2 separate regions of the Homo sapiens genome follow, and region 1 is linked to region 2. A link is an interaction called in ENCODE POLR2A ChIA-PET data of the cell type or tissue named here. Cell type or tissue: MCF 10A. All regions are shown on one strand.

Evidence for each region. Peaks named below come from ENCODE experiments on the same cell type or tissue, not always from the same donor. Only the 100,000 strongest peaks of a DNase experiment are listed, where the experiment ranks them.
Region 1: POLR2A ChIA-PET joins it to region 2 with 9 read pairs; 10 of 35 experiments call an interaction of 5 or more read pairs at or near these places.

Annotation. Positions count from the first base shown.
Region 1 is chr16:24,745,854-24,750,853 of GRCh38, forward strand. TNRC6A (trinucleotide repeat containing adaptor 6A) reads left to right here. Exons shown (of 25, transcript NM_014494.4): 3 at 4,873-4,960. Among named protein-coding and RNA genes, the nearest start is that of TNRC6A, 19 kb to the left of the region's middle. In MCF 10A, no CTCF peak of the experiment used is centred here; a DNase peak (open chromatin) is centred at 2,578.
Region 2 is chr16:24,679,116-24,684,115 of GRCh38, forward strand. It overlaps a transcript of TNRC6A not described here. Among named protein-coding and RNA genes, the nearest start is that of LINC01567, 11 kb to the left of the region's middle. RefSeq lists an enhancer at 4,639-5,000. In MCF 10A, no CTCF peak of the experiment used is centred here; a DNase peak (open chromatin) is centred at 2,876.

The DNA of each region.
Region 1 (5,000 bases), 67 kb after region 2:
CTTGCTTTTTTCACTGCCACCATGCTAGTTTGGGGAACTACACATTCACTTAGATTTTCGCAACAGTCTTCTCACCCTTGTTTTTGCCAATTTATTGCCTATTCTTACCCAACATTTTCCCTCCCTTTTTCAATTCCAGTCAGTGCTGGTCCCTGCAATTGTCATGCTGACAAGTCTCCATACTTCGCTTGTGCCCACACCTTTCTGTGCTCCTAAAAAATCTTGCCTCTTTTGCAAGAGCCAGATCAACTTCTTACTGCTCCATAAAGCCTTCCACAGTTGAAACAGCTCTTATACCTGTCTTACTTCACTAATCTTGTTTACAACCTGTACCAAATGTTTGCTTGTTTTCTTATTTCAGATGTGTTCAGTTGTTTCTACAAAATTGTAGGAATTTTTTTCCTATAAAAAAAATCATGTTTCCTAGCTGAGTGCAGTGGCTCACCCCTGTAATCCCAGTACTTTGGTAGGCCGAGGTAGGAGGATTGCTTGAGCCCAGGAGTTTGACACCAGCACCACCTCATTCCAGCTCGGGGCAACTGAGTGAGACTTCGTCTCTAAATAAATAAATAAGAAGTTTAGTGCTTGAGGTTTCTATTGGGAGCTGGTTCTGTACACTATGGAAATCTACTCCCCGCCCCACTTTAAAATTACTGTGTAGTATTCCTTGGTGTGATTACAGGATGATTTAACTTTTCCCTATTGATTGGTTTTTGGTTATGATTTTATGCTGCGGTGTCTATCTTTGTACGGTTCCTTTTTCAGAGGCTTAGATTTGAATTGATGGATCATAAGATAGTGACATTTAAAAATTCATTGTGAATAGATACTTCCAAATTGCTCACCAGAAGCTTAGTGCTAGTCCATACATACTTCTGATAGCAAGTACAAGAGTACCCTTCAGAAGGGATTAATTTTAATGATATTCAGGGCTGGGAATGTAGGAAAAATTGACCATCAAGTGTCAGGAGGCGCAAGAGTAGGAAGGGGCATTCTACCTCCAAGGTGTACCCTGCTCCCTTGATAGGCCCTTGAAATAGAGACAGACTCTCACTATGTTGCCCATTCTGTTCTCAAACTCCTGGCCTCCCAGACTCCTGGGATTACAGGCCTGAGCCACCATACCCGGCCAGAAACGCATTCTTGAACGGTACAAGTAAATCATTTGTAGTGGCTACTGGAAGATACGGGCAAAATTTGAAGCTTAGCTTGATTTGTTGTGTGGAATCCTAATCTTGATCTATTTGTTTTTTCAGATCGAGATATTGCATTTCCCCTAGTCAATGTATGAAACCAACTTTAAAATACAATTTACATACAGTAAAATTCAAACATTGAGTGTGTAGGTGAATGATTTGACAAATGTATACACCCTTGTAATTATCACTCCAATCAAGTTAGAAAACATTTCCATTTTCCTAGAAAGTTCCCTCAGTGGCATTGACTTTTACAGGCCACCTCAAAGCCTTTATACATGAGATGCAGGACATAAGTCAAGTTCTGATAAAAGGGGAGTCTGGTTTTTACAGACAACGAGGTAGATTCATAGAACTTACAGATGTGAGGTATCCTGCAAAGTAGCCTTCAGGGCATGGATGATTGCTAACTGGAGTGTTGTCTTGGTGGCAGGTGCATCAAACAGGGTGGCCCACTTAGGCCTTTCAAATCCATCAGTCCTTGCTCCTCTTGATAGTTGTGGTAAATGATATAGTCAGATGTCTTAAGTGAGTCTCTATGAACATTTAACTCCTGGAAGCTGACGTGTTTGGGCACAGGTGTTGTTGTTGTTTTTCCAGTTGGCTTTCTCTGAAGGAGGAGATATGGGAAAAAGCATGACTGGTTGGCTGTGATGATAGTGTTGAAGAACAAAACTTACTCCCCTCTGTGCTTACAGTATCGGCTGATACTGTGATATTTCCTTGAGAAGAAATGTCTGGTACATCTTTTAAGTACTAAAGGGGATATTTTTGGCCAGGAAAACACTTGCTAGTAACCTCATCAGAAAGTCTTGAAAATGAAGTTTGAGAAAGGAGAAAATACTCCAGATAGAGACCATTACATGGAGTAAAATTATAGTGACATAGAAGATCAGAAAAGGACATGTCTGTAATTCACAGCAGAACATGAAGAACAAATGCTGAAGGTGCTAGATGTTTCTGAATAAGTACCTGTGCTATTTTGACACAAGAAGGGTAAAGACAGCCTTTTGGGTGCCACTGAGGACTGGTGAGTTGGATTCATGGCTAGGCAATTGAGTGCTTACTAGATAAGCTTTGTGCTAAGTAAGCAGTCCTAATTCTTATAAAAATATTAAGACATTGACATGTATGGTCATTTGCCCCCAGTTTTTTCATGAAGAAACAGAGGCTGAAGAAGATTAAGTATTTTTAACTAGTAATCAGCTTTTAATCTTGACTTCTGCATGTCTCAGGGTAGGTAACATGACAGTGGTGTAACCTAGTTGCCGTTGTTTACTGATTTTACTCTGCTGCTCTCATATGCTGTGGCTTTCTTGCTCCTTGACTTCCCTGGGATTGTAGTGTGAGTGAGCTTGTTCAGTCTTACTACCTCCTGCACACAGAATTCAAAAGAGAGTGAGTCATGGCCACAGTTGGCAGGAATCTGTTATGTTACTCCATTAGCCACATGACACTTCTGCTTGTAACAAAATGACAGCGAAGTATAGCAACAGTTATCATACTCTTCTTCCAGTTATCCTTTTAGCTGATTTTAGTAGTCCTATACTTTACTAAGTTTTTATCAATTGTGCATAATGTCATTCATTTCATTTTTCGGTGTCTGCATCTCCTCTCAGTCTGTTCCATCAGCAAAGCCAACTTAAATTTTGTTTAATCTCATTGCAGCGCACCTATAGCAACAACCCCTTCCAGTTTCTTAGGCACTTGTCTTTCTCCTTTTATCTTCTTCAACATCCCTACTGCCATATGCATTCCAGCCTTGATAAATAATGTGCAGCTTCCAAAATGTCTAGTTCATATCTCCAAATCTCTCTTTTTCTGCCTGATATTCCTTTTTTTTGAAACAGAGTCTTGCTCTGTCGCCCAGGCTGGAATGCAGTGGTGCCATCTCAGCTCACTGCAAGCTCCACCTCCCAGTTTCACGCCATTCTCCTGCCTCAGCCTCCCGAGTAGCTGGGACTACAGGTGCCCGCCACCACGCCCCTGCCTGATATTCTTAGTGTCCCCTCTGGAAAGCTTCCTCAGGGCAGAGTTAGGTATTTTCATTTTGTGTGATGCTTTTCTTTGGGTAACTGGTTATTTTGGTTGTTGGTATTATGAATGAAGGTTTAGGGTCTAGACTTTAGGGTGATGACTACAGGTAGCCGGAGTGAGTTTCTTCCGCCTTTGCAAAGGTTTTTTTTGCCCAGTAGACTCCTTCCCTGAATGGGAAGGCTGATCTGTGTGAAGGGTGTTGATTGGCAAGCTTTACTTTACAGTGTGATGGAGGGAGTGGCAGCAGCCTCCAGTAAGATGGGCTTTGTTCTGGGACAACCAAACCCATTCAAGCACCTATCAGACTCCTGTGGAAGGTTTTGTTTCTTTAGAGAGTATTTCTTTGGCTTGAGGCTGCATTTAGAAGCAGCTACTATCTGTGGCTGTGTAGGCATCTGGATGGGAAGTGGGTGGGGTTGAGTAGCTATGGCTTTTCTATTCCTTAGGCAGTCTTTTTGCTTCATGCTCTCTTGCTCTGGTCTTCTGGAACCCTCTCTAGAGCTCCACCAGAAAGGATGGTGCCTAAAACATCTATTTCAGACTGCTCTTATGTTTATTCTTGGGTGGGGTGGCTTTTGCTTTTGCTTATTCATTTGCTTTGAATAGAATAAAAAAGTAATAACCCTTTTTCCTGAAAGGTAATAACCTGTTTCCTGAAACACATTTGCGCAGTCTGTCACTTTGAAATCCTGAACCAGAGGTTCTGTTGACAACTTTAACCATTTGAGATTTTTAAAATTTAAACAAACTAATATGAAGAATACATTATTAGACCAGGCGTGGTGGCTCACACCTGTAATCCCAACACTTTGGGAGGTCAAGGTGGGCAGATCACTTGAGGTCAGGAGTTTGAGACCAGCCTGGCCAACTTGGTGAAACCCCGTCTGTACTAAAAATACAAAAATTAGCCAGGCATGGTGGCAGGTACTTGTAAACCCGGCTACTCGGGAGGCTGAGGCAGGAGAATCACTTGAACTCGGGAGGTGGAGGCTGCAGTGAGCAGAGATCATGCCACTGCATTCCAGCCTGGGTGACAGAGCAAGACTCTGTCTCAGAACAAACAAGAGTACGTTATTGTTTCCCAAGAATTGATAGAATACCTTGGAATGTTGATAGAATATGAAATTGTTGTAATGCTGAAATACAAATCACCTATTTATTAATAAGTTATATTCTAAAAATATTTACAAAGCTTTTTAGAGCAAGGAAAACTAAAGGTAGCTTCCAGAAACCTAGGTGAGAGAGGATTGTGGGGAGGTCTCAGGCATTGCCATTAGCTACTAATTGATACTTGGGGCCAGTAGCAAGGTAACTCCAGCTTAAATGATGAAGTTTACATTCTAGGATTGGAGGAAATTGCTTGTTTCCCAATGTAAAATTTGCTAATTTTAGGTTGTCTTCCTTGATATGATATTGAGATAAAAGCTGTGCTACTTGTGGCTTATTAAAGTGAATTGTACCATATAGTGGCTATATAGTTAGGGTTAGGTTGCAGGTTGTGTTTTATTTCAATGAATGATAAAATAATAATTTGCCATGTCTTCTAATAAGAGTGAAAAAGTGAAAATGAATCTGTATGCAACATTATTTTTATTTCTTAATACATTTTGGGAAACTTAATTGCAACTGTGTGGTTCAGGGATTTAGTGCAAGAAGAAGAACAGTTGATGGAAGAAAAGAAAAAGAAAAAAGACGACAAGAAAAAGAAGGAAGCTGCTCAAAAGAAGGTAGTATGTGTGTAAACTATTTATATTAAGCAGTTTAAAC
Region 2 (5,000 bases):
AGCCTCCCGAGTAGCTGGGATTACAGGCAAGCGCCACCACGCCTAGCTAATTTTGTATTTTTAATAGAGACGGGGTTTCTCCATGTTAGTCAGGCTGGTCTCAAACTCCCAACCTCAGGTGATCCACCCACCTTGGCCTCCCAAAGTGCTGGGATTACAGGCTGAGCCACTGCGCCCGGCCAAGACATTGAATTTTTTTTTCTCTTGAGACAGGGTCTCTCTCTGTTGCCCAGGCTGGAATGTAGTGGCACAATCTTGGCTCAAGGCAGCCTCGACGTCCAGGGCTCAAGCGATCTTCCCACCTGAGCCTACTAAATAGCTGAGACTACAGGCACATACCACCATACCTGACTAATTTTGTTTTTTTTGTTTTTTTTCAAAGACGGAGTCTTGCTCTGTCGCCCAGGCTGGAGTGCAGTGGTGTGATCTCAGCTCACTGCAACCTCTGCCTCCTGAGTTCTAGCAATTCTCCAGCCTCAGCCTCCCAAGTAGCTGGGACTACAGGCACACGCTGCCACATCTGGCTAATTTTTTGTATTTTAATAGAGACAAGGTTTTACCACGTTGCCCAGGCTGGTCTCGAACTCCTGAGCTCAGGCAATCCACCCGCCTCGGCCTCCCAAAGTGCTAGGATTACAGGCGTGAGCCACCCCACCTGGCAATTTTATTTTTTTTTAGAGACAAGGTCTCACTATGTTGCCCAGGCTGGTCTTAAACTCCTGTACTCAAGCAATCCTCCCGCTTCAGCCTCCCAAAGTGCTGAGATTACAGGTGTGAGCCACTGTACCTGGCCCACTGGATCTTTAAACAAGATTCAGAACAATATTCACTCCAGGATATCATCCATGTAAAATAAAATACAACTTAACACATTACATGTCTTCTGTAGCTACACATAAATGTATATAAATGCATTTAAATAAATCTGGAGGTAAACATATCACCTGATAGCTAGTGATTTCCTGGGGGTGCTTAAGAAGGAATTAGCTTTTGTCCACAGTTTTTAAAAATTTTATATGAAGAATATATTTGGCCAGGTACAGTGGTTCTTTCCTGTTACCCTAGCACTTTGGGAGGCTGAAGGCGGGAGGATGACTTATCCAAGACCAGCCTGGGCAACATAGCAAGACCCTGTCTTTATGCAGAAAAAAAAAAAGTATCTGGGCATGGTAGCATGTGCCTGTAGTCCTAGCTACTCTGGAGGCTGAGGAGGGAGGATTGCTTGACTCTGAGAGGTCCAGGCTATGGTGAGCCATGATCACACCACTGTACTCTAGCCTGGGTGACAGAGTCAGACACTGTCTCTTAAAAAAAAAAAAGGAGGCCCGGTGCGGTGGCTCACACCTGTAATCCCAACAGTTTGGGAGGTCGAGGCAGGCAGATCATGAGGTCAGAGTTCAAGACCAGCCTCACCAACATAGTGAAACCTCATCTCTACTAAAAATACAAAAATTAGCTGGGTGTGGTGGCACGCACCTGTAGTCCCAGATACTTGGGAGGCTGAGGCGGAAGAATCACTTGAACCTGGAGGCAGAGGTTGTGGTGAGCCAGTATCCTGCCACTGCACTCCAGCCTGGGCAACAGAGCAAGACTCCATCAAAAAAAAAAAAAAAAGGAACTATTATTTATTAGGAAGCGTTTTTTTGTTTGTTTGTTTGTTTTTTGACAGGGTCTTGCTCTGTCACCCATGCTGGACTGCAATGGCACGATTTCAGCTCACTGCAACCAACCTCTGCCTTCCATGCTCAAGCAATCCTCCTCAGCCTCCCGAGTAGCTGAGACTACAGGCGTGCACAACCACACTCGGCTAATTAAAAAAAAAAAATTTTTTTTTTGAGAGACTAGGTCTCACTGTATTGCCCAGGCTGATCTCAAACTTCTGGGCTCAAACAATCTTCCTGCCTCAGCCTCCCAAAGTGCTTAGACAGTAAAGCTTTTTATAATAAAACCAAAATAACTCAGAACCATATCAAACAGAAAGTAAAAGTCCATGTTAGCCCCATCTCTCCAATTAATAATTATTAACAATTTGTTTTATATTCTTCCATACCTTTTTTCTAAATCTAATAGATAAAAAGGATCCTATTTTATTTACCATTTTTTAACTTGGTGTTTTTTGTTTGTTTGTTTGAGACCGAGTCTTGCTTTGTTGCCCAGGCTGGAGAGCAGTGGCGTGATCTCGGCTCACTGCAGCCTACACCTCCTGGATTCAAGTGATTCTCCTGCCTCAGCCTCCCGGGTAGCTGGGATTACAGGCATGCGCCACCATGCCCAGCTAATTTTTGTATTTTTAGTAGAGACAGGGTTTTCCCATGTTGGCCAGGCTAGTCTCAAACTCCTGACCTCAAGTGATCCGCCTGCCTCAGCCTCCCAGAATGCTAGGATTGCAGGCGTGAGCCATCGCACCTGACCTAACCTGTTTTTTTTCTATTAGTAATATATTGTGGACATATTTTCATAATCATTCATAGTGAGCTACTAATTTTTTCTGCCTAGTTGCATGTCATTCCATTGTATACATGTGTTGTAATTAGTCCAACTGTTAAAATATAAGCTCCATGAAAACAGGGCTTTTTCAGATTTATTTGCTGCTCTATCCTTAGGGGCTAGAACAGTGCTTGATGCTTAATAGGCACCCAACAAATGGGAATTAATTAATTAGTCAACTACTGATAGACAACTGGTTTGATTGTACCCCAGTACATTACTATTTTCACACTACCATAATTATTTCCTTGAGATAAATTCCTAAAGATGAAACTGCTGAGTCAAAAGGGATGCATATTTTAAAATGTTGCAACGTGTTGCCAAACTCCTCTGTATTTAGCTTGTACTATATTATATTCCCGCCCATCTGTCGATGAAAGCACCTCTGTTCCCCACGGCCTCGCCAGTATAAGTATCATTCATCTCTGATGTAAGTTGTGATAGGATAGTCAACTGTCTGTAAATGTTGTACGGGGGAATTGGAGAGTGGCTATTTTGTGAAACTGGGCAGAATGCACACAGTCTACCAGATCTACTTGAGTAATTAATGTAAACAAAGAATGCATCAGTCAAGGGAAGGAAAGAGAAGACATGTTCAAATTAGGTCATGAAAGGAGGACTTGTTTGATTTTTTTTTTTTTAAAGGCAGGGTCTTGCTCTGTTGCTCAGGCTGGAGTGCAGTGGTGTGATCTCAGCTCACCGCAGCCTCAACCTCTCAAGGTCAAGCGATACTCTCACCTCGCCTCCCAAGTAGCTGGGACTACAGGCGTGCACCACCACGCCCAGCTTTTTTTTTTTTTTTTTCAGTAGAGATGGGGTTTTGCCATATGGTCCAGGCTGGTCTCAAACTCCTGGACTCAAGCGGTCTGCCTGCCTCGGCCTCCCTAAGTGCTGGGATGACAGGCATGAGCTACCACACGCAGCTGAAGGAAGATTGAATAGAGGAACTCTACAAACGGAGGGCAGAAAACCGCAAGGATCCACAGGACTAATTAGGCTGGCTTCTGTTACCACCCCTATGCCTGAAAGGCCAAGGGGAAGAATGACCACTGTACCCTAGAGACTGAGAAGCCTATAGAGAGAGGGCCACCGAGGTGGGAAATGTGACTTTAAGGCAGCCAGCACGCAGAATGACCGCAGAGAAGCAGCCAGAGAATAAATGCCCCAAGCCCCGTCTCCTCCCTTCCTCAATCATCTTCTGGGGCTCCCTATTGGTCAAAACCAATGGGAAGCCAGAAGACAAGGGAGCCCATCGAACAGTGTATACACTTAGCCTCCCAAGACACAAGGCGTACACCAAGTGTTCGATAAATGCATCATTGAATTTAACCCTCACAATAATCCTTCAAGATAGTTGTTTACATTCTAATGGAAAACTGAGGCTCAGAGAGATTCATTAACTTGTCCAAGGTCACCAGCTAGTTTTGGAGGCTCCAATGCCCTGGGCTCATATGTGCTATGAAGCTTGGAACTGAGAGCAAGGAGACCCCATGACGAGCACAAACTCTTATCAGATACTGGAAGCCCCCAAAACAGCTCTAGTGGCAGGAAAAGGCTCTCCTGCAGTTTTTTGGGTTTTGGTGTTTTTTTGTTGTTGTTACTATTGTTGTTTTTGAGACAAGTTCTCACTCTATCACTCACTGGAGTGCAGTGGCACAATCATAGTTTACTTCAGCCTCAACCTCCTGGGCTCAAGCAATCCTCCCACCTCAGCCTCCCAAGTAGGTGGGACTACAGGCATACACCACCATGCCCAGCAATTTTTTAAATTATTTTGTAGAGACGGAGTCTTGCTATGTTGCCCAGGCTGGTTTTAAACACCTGTGCTCAAGCGATCCTCCCACTTGGCCTCCCAAAGTGCTTGGATTACAGGCATGAGCCACCGTGCCCAGCCCCTATCCTGCAGTTTTTATGACATGTGAGATGGTAGCTCAGGCAAGGCTCAGCAGACAAGCCACAGCTGTGTTCATCACCAACATCAGCCACCCTCTTCCCCATGGGAGGTGGTAGAGTGCCGTGCTAACAGCCCAGATTCTGGAGGTAAACTGCCCGAGTTCAAGTCCTGTTTCTGCCACCGACTAGCTGTGCAACCTTGGGCAATTTCCTTAGCTCTTCTCGCTGTCCTCAGTTTCCTCATCTGTAAAGTAAGGACAACCACAGGCCTCAGGACTTAATGAGGTAAAATAAGGAGAGTGCCCTGCACCTAGTGAGCCCTAGCAGGTATAAAGGTATTATAGGCATCGACACTAACTCACAGTGAACTGTTGCTTCCCAGTCTCTCTTCCCCTTCAAAGGTACTGATGTGTGAGCTCTCCCTAATTAGACTCTGCACCCTAAAGCCAGGAGTGTCTTGTCCAAGCCTCAGTGAGCTTCTTAACAGAGTAGTAGTAAATAGTTTAGTCTTTGTGAATCAAACATCTTTGTCACCACTATTCAACTCTGCCATTGTAGTGCAAAAGCACCCATGACAATCCTTAATGAATGGGTGTGACTGTATGTCAATAAAACTTTAT